Regions from separate parts of the Homo sapiens genome. Here region 2 is linked to region 1. A link is a contact called in ENCODE Hi-C or POLR2A ChIA-PET data. All regions are on one chromosome and are shown on one strand. Each heading gives the region's core, a stretch centred on a gene start or an enhancer-like site at or near the end of the contact. The rest is flanking DNA. Distances are from core to core; before and after follow the strand shown. Region 1 overlaps LOC105370500 (a long non-coding RNA gene). Region 2 overlaps FERMT2 (FERM domain containing kindlin 2).

Region 1 (2,982 bases), core at 200-2,699:
TCATGCCTGTAATCCCAGCACTTTGGGAGGCCGAGGCGGGTGGATCATGAGGTCAGGAGTTCGAGACCAGCCTGGCCAATATGGTGAAACCCTGTCACCCTGTCTCTACTAAAAATACAAAAATTAGCCGGGTGTGGTGGTGCTTGCCTGTAGTCCCAGCTACTTGGGAGGCTGAGGCAGAAGAATTGCTTAAACCCGGGAGGCAGACGTTGCAGTGAGCTGAGATCGTGCCTCTGCACTCCAGCCTGGGCAACAGAGCAACACTCCATCTCAAAAAAAAAAAAAAAAAAAAAAAAAAAAAAAAAAAAGAATTAGCCAGGTATGGTCGTGCACACCTGTAGTCCTAGCTACTTGGAAGGCTGGGGCAGGAGGATCACTTGAGTCCAGGACCTCAAGGCCACAGTGAGCCATGATTACACCACTGCACTCCAGCCTGGGTGACAGAGGGAGACCCTATCTCTAAAATAAATAACATTTTAAAAATACATGCATGTGAAGCATCAATTGTAACCTAAATTAGTTTAAATGCTCATATTGTTTGTTCGTTTAAGGTGGAGTCTCACTCTGTTGCCCAGGCTGGAGTGCAATGGTATGATCTCAGCTCATTGCACCTCTGCCTCCCGGGTTCAAGTGATTCTCCTGCCTCAGCCTCCCAAGTAGCTGGGATTACAGGCATGCGCCACCAAGCCCAGCTAATTTTCATATTTTTAGTAGAGAGAGGGTTTCACCATGTTGGTCAGGCTGGTCTCAAACTCCTGACCTCGGGTGATCCACCCGCCTCCACCTTCCAAAGTGCTGGGATTACAGGCATGAGCCACCGCATCCAGCTGAATGCTTGTATTTTTAAAAAGCAGTGGAGGAACAAAAATGAGAAAGCAACAAAAAAAGTTTTACAGAAGTCTAAGATAAAGTGGTATAACACACTGAAGCTTCCCAAACAGGATGTCATGGAGAAGACCCATGGGAAGCCCAATGTCCATTAAAGACACTCCTTACATTTAGGATGAGGAGAGAGAGATGGGCCAGAAACAGACACCAGCACATGAGCACATCCTCAGGGGAGGACAAAAGGGAAGGAACGAGATCACAGATAACCAGCAAGAGAGCTGAAGCGTGGGAATCTTTTTGTGACATGGCTAGGAGTGCACAGAGACCTTAGACCCGGAGCAGATGTGCTTAAATCTGCTTCTCTAAAACAAAATATGTTGTGGTGCTCAGAGCAACTTCTGTGAAGGGATTTGGAAACACCGTGACCCTAAATAAATCGTCAAAGACAGCTCTTTCTGGTAAATTCCATCTAGGTCCTCTAGAGAAAAAAATGACACCAATAACCAACACTATGCAAAGCAAGGAAGAGAGACCAGCAGAGCCCTTCTCATCCCACAGGTCTGCACTCAAGACATCTTGAGGGGCCTTCCCTGACAACCCTCTCTAAAGAGTCCCCACAGGGGTCTTATTATGTCCTCAGTGTCTGTCTCCCAGCCTGAGAACTAGGAGGCCACCCTCAGCCGCACGTCCCCAGTGCCTAACAGGGCCTGGCGTAGAGAAGGTGCCTAAACCAGTTCCTTGACTGAAAGAAGAAAAGAACTCCAGCCAAAGGAAAAGATCAGCCCGTAACAATGTGAGAACACGGAAGTGAAAGTTGCTAATAAAAGAAACTCAGAACAGTATTCCAGGCCCGGGCTTGATGTGATTATATGCTTAGTTTTTTTTTATTAGCTGGATATACATTTTTTTTCCTTTTTCTGCTATTTTTAGGTCTAAAATCTTAGCCTTCTCTATTACTAGCTGTTTTAAAGACAGGAAATAGAGCCAATTTAAATACTGACCCAATCAAAACAATCCAGAGATAGGTGCTCTCAAATTCAAAAGGCAAACAAGAAAAAAAAGTCAGGGTCATCTGCATTATCCCTTTATGTGCTATTTGTCAGGAATGTGGAGGCAATGTCATGGAGACAAAGTTCAGGAGTTAATTCTCAAGTTAAGTGTGAAGGTGAAGAGTCTACTGCAAGGGCAGAGCCCCTTTCTCATTTATTCTTACCCAAATCTCCTGCAGTATGACCCTATCATGCCAGTTCCCAAATATCAGTCACATTCAAAATAAACAGAAAAGGATTTTTCCAAAACCAAATAATAATTTTTTGTGTTTTTTTTTGTTTTTGTTTTTGTTTGTTTGTTTGAGACAGAGTGTTGCTCTGTCACCCAGGCTGGAGTGCAGTGGTGTGATCTCAGCTCACTGCAACCTCCACCTCCTGGGTTCAATCGATTCTCCTGCCTCAGCCTCCTGAGTAGCTGGGATTACTGGTGCCCGCCACCACGCCTGGCTAATTTTTGTATTTTTATTAGAGACGGGATTTCACCACGTTGGCCAGGCTGGTCTCGAACTCCTGACCTCAGGTGATCTGGCAGCCTCGCCCTTCCAAAGTGCTGGAATTACAAGCATGAGCCACCGCACCTGGCCAAGAATACATTTTTCTAAAGGTAATCTCTGCCCCACTTTCCTCCATGAGCAGTCATGAACACTTATTGAACAAGCAATGGTGCATCAGGGGCTTGACAACGCACTCGACACCAGAGGTGTGTGATCTCACATGAACGCAACAAGCCTGAAGAGGGAACCAGACTACGGAGAAGTCAAGAAATTTTCTCAAAGCCACATAGCTGCAAAATGGCTCCAAAGCTTGTAATAGTACAATGTGTTCTGTCCCCTTTACATGGATAATTGAACATTGTCCAGGAAAGGTACAGGGATGGCAGCAAACTACGATCTATCCAATCAGTTGGTTTTTATATTTCATGAATGCTTTTAAAAACTTTTTATTATGAAAACATTCAAATATATGCAAAGTAAATGAACCAAGCCTGGCCTGCATAGATTTTTAAATCATCTTTTCAGCTCCTATTAATATATTAATGACTGCTCGGATTATGCTTGAGATTGTACCAAATCTCTATTTTACTTTGGGGAGAAGTGACATTTTA
Region 2 (3,119 bases), core at 245-2,744, 58 kb before region 1:
CTGTCTCGTATGCCTTTTTTTTTTTTTCTCCTCCTTTTAGAGATTAGGTCTCATCATATTTCCCAGGCTGGTTTGTTTGTTTGTTTGTTTCTTTTTTTTGAAAGGGTCTTGCTCTTTCACCCAGGCTGGAGTGCAGTGGTGCAATCTCGGCTCAATGCAACCTCCACCTCCCAGGTTCAGGCGATTCTCATGCCTCAGCCTCCCGAGTAGCTGGGATTACAGGCACATGCCACCATGCCTGGCTAATTTTTGTTGTTTTTGTTTGTTTTTTCTGAGACAGAGTCTTTATCTGTCACCCAGGCTGGAGTGCAATGGCGCGACCTTGGCTCACTGCAACCTCCACCTCCCAGGTTCAAGCAATTCTCCTGTCTCAGCCTCTTGAGTAGCTGGGATTATAGGTACATGCCACCATGCCCAGCTAATTTTTTAATTTTTAGTGGAGGCGTGGTTTCACCACGTTGGCCAGGCTGGTCTCCAACTCCTGACCTCAGGTGATCCGCCCACCTTGGCCTCCCAAAGTGCTGAGATTACAGGCGTGAGCCACTGCGCCCAGCTTACTTTTTGTATTTTTAGTAGAGATGAGGTTTCACTATGTTGGCCAGGCTGGTCTCAAACTCCTGACCGCAGGTGATCCACCCACCTCGGCCTCCCAAAGTGCTGGGATTACAGGCGCCAGGCTGGTTTCTAACTCCTGGGGGCTCAAGCAGTTTTCCCATCTTTGCTTTCCAAAGTGTCATATATCTTTTTTATCATTTGCTGCTTTTGCAACATATATTTGTTGCTGATTCGTTTACTTTCTGTTATTCTCCTTAATTTTCAACATGATCAAATACATTTTTGGATTATAGTCAATCTCCCCACTTTTCTTTTTTTCTTCCTAGACATCCTCTTGCACTCTGGGGTGAATATTTTCTTGGCCAAGGTGTACAGTCACAGCCCTAGGATTTCCCTTCAGCATCATCTTCTCTCTTGTATTTGATCTTTGAGTTTTCCTCAGTGTTGATTTGCTCTCTTATTTTGGTGGAATATATTCTCCATCAGGGTAGTAAGAAAAAGGTGAATAGGATGTAAATTTTTGAGATACTATATTTCTCTTTATTCTGCCCTTTGATAGAATTGTTGGATCAAAAATTATTTTTCTCTCAGAATTTGGAAGTCATTGTTAAATTATCTTTTGGCTTCCAATGTTGCTATTAATAGTCCTGGTAGTGTTTTTTTTTTCTTTTTTCTTTTATTTATTTTCTTTTCTTAAGAGACAGGGTCTTGCTCTGTTGCCCAGGCTGGACTGCAGTGACACAATCACAGCTCACTCTAATCTCTAACTCCTGGCCTCAAGTAATCTTCCTGCTTCAGCTTCTCCAGTAGCTGAGACTACAGGTGTGCACCACCATGCCTGCCTAATTTTTAAATTTTTTGTAGAGATGGGGTATCACTATGTTGCCTAGACTGGTCTTGAGCTCCTGACCTCAAGCAGCCCTCCCACCTTCGTCTCCCAAAGTGCTGAGATTACAGGCATGAGTCACCATGCCTGGCCTCCTAATAGTGTTCTTGATTTTTATTTTTAATCTTCTTTGTAGACTGCCTTTTCTCACTGGAAACTTTTAGGATCTTTTCTTTTCCCTGCCATTTTGAAATTTTGTAACAATGTGCCCTGCCTGGTTAGGGTTTTATTTTCATTCATTGTGATGGAGACTTCTGACCAGGGGATATTTCTTGTATTTATGCAGAGTTGTTTCATAATATTATTTCCTTGGTAATTTCCTCCTCTTTGTTTTCTCTGTTCTCGCTGTTACTGTTAGTCAGACATTGTTCTTGGATCGATCCACTTGCTTGACTTTATATTGGATTTTTTTTTTTTTTTTGGTGGCTATCACATTTTAATTTTCAGTGTTTTGGGGTTTTTTTTTTTTTTTTTTTTTTTGAGACGGAGTCTTGCTCAGCCACCCAGGCTGGAGTACAGTGGTGTGACCCCAGCTCACTGCAGCCTCCACCTCCTGGGTTCAAGTGATTCTCCTGCCTCAGCCTCCCAAGTAGCTGGGATTACAGGCACTCACAACCATGCCTGGCTCATTTTTATATTTTTAGTAGAGATGGGGTTTCACCATGTTGCCCAGGCTGGTCTCGAATTCCTGACTTTGGGTAATCCACCCGCCTCGGCCTCCCAAAGTGCTGGGATTACAGGCATGAGACACTGTGTCTGGCCAGTTTTCAGTGTTTTATATTTCTATCTGGATGTTTGTTATATAGGTATTCTTAAATATATTTAAGATTTGTGGACTTTATATAAGTTATACTTCAACAGAATAGTGAAAATAATGGAAAGGACCCTTCCCCCTCTGTTGTTAATATCTAAAGTCTCTTAATCTCTCTCTCTCTTTTTTTTTTGTTTTTGTTTTGAGACAGAGTTTTGCTGTTGTCGCCCAAGCTGAAGTGCAATGGTGCAATCTCGGCTCACTGCAACCTCCGCCTCCTAGGTTCAAGCAATTCTCCTGCCTCAGCCTCCTGAGTAACTGGGACTACAGATGCACGCCATCATGCCCAGCTAATTTTTGTATTTTTAGTAGAGACAGGGTTTCACCATGTTGGCCAGGCTGATCTTGAATTCCTGACCTCAAGTGATCCACCCACCTCGGCCTCCCAAAGTGCTGGGATTACAGGCGTAAGCCACCGTGCCCGGCCTCTCATTGTTTTTTATATTATCCTGTTTATCTCTTCTAGATGTCATTGTCTTTTTCTCAGCCTCTTCATTAAGCACGTTGTGTTTTGTTCTCTGTAGTCTGCATTGTGTCTGTTTCTCATAAGTTATTTTTCTTTTTGTTTGGTCTCTGTCTTTCCTGTTAGAAGGTTTGTTGGTGTTGCATTGCTGCCATAACAAATTACCATAAATTTAGCAGCCTGAAACAACACGAATTTATCTCACAGTCACTGTAGGTTAAAGGTGTGTACACGTGGCTCACCTGTGTCCTCTATAGACTCTTAAGTGGCTGAAGTTAAGGTGTCAGCAGGGCTGCGTTCCTTCCTGGAGGCTGTGAGAATGAATTTTGCTTGGTAGAATTTGGTTCTTTGTGATTGTAAGACTAAGATTCCCTCTGGCTTGTCTGCTAGGGGTCATTCTCAGC

Evidence for each region. Hi-C counts contacts between places; a loop is a spot of excess contacts on that map. ChIA-PET counts read pairs that join two places held with the same protein, here RNA polymerase II (POLR2A).
Region 2: a loop to region 1 is called in a map of CD8-positive, alpha-beta T cell, with 2.4 times the contacts of the local background. The contact joins two enhancer-like sites. A Hi-C loop is called at or near these places in 1 of 168 maps with a recorded cell type or tissue (CD8-positive, alpha-beta T cell). POLR2A ChIA-PET finds 5 or more read pairs at or near these places in 7 of 52 experiments (A673, HEK293, PC-9 and 4 more).

What each region holds. Positions count from the first base shown.
Region 1 is chr14:52,843,406-52,846,387 of GRCh38, reverse strand. The region is part of intron 1 of LOC105370500 (a long non-coding RNA gene); the gene reads right to left. Among named protein-coding and RNA genes, the nearest start is that of GNPNAT1, 53 kb to the right of the region's middle. Within about 2 kb of position 1,449, at least 6 of the 41 ENCODE cell types and tissues checked have a DNase peak (open chromatin) inside an H3K27ac peak, as active enhancers do; they include endothelial cell of umbilical vein, where a contact is called at or near this core.
Region 2 is chr14:52,901,671-52,904,789 of GRCh38, reverse strand. The region is part of intron 3 of FERMT2 (FERM domain containing kindlin 2); the gene reads left to right. All of the region lies in intron 2 of LOC105370500 (a long non-coding RNA gene), which reads right to left. Among named protein-coding and RNA genes, the nearest start is that of FERMT2, 48 kb to the left of the region's middle. Within about 2 kb of position 1,494, at least 2 of the 41 ENCODE cell types and tissues checked have a DNase peak (open chromatin) inside an H3K27ac peak, as active enhancers do; they include endothelial cell of umbilical vein, where a contact is called at or near this core.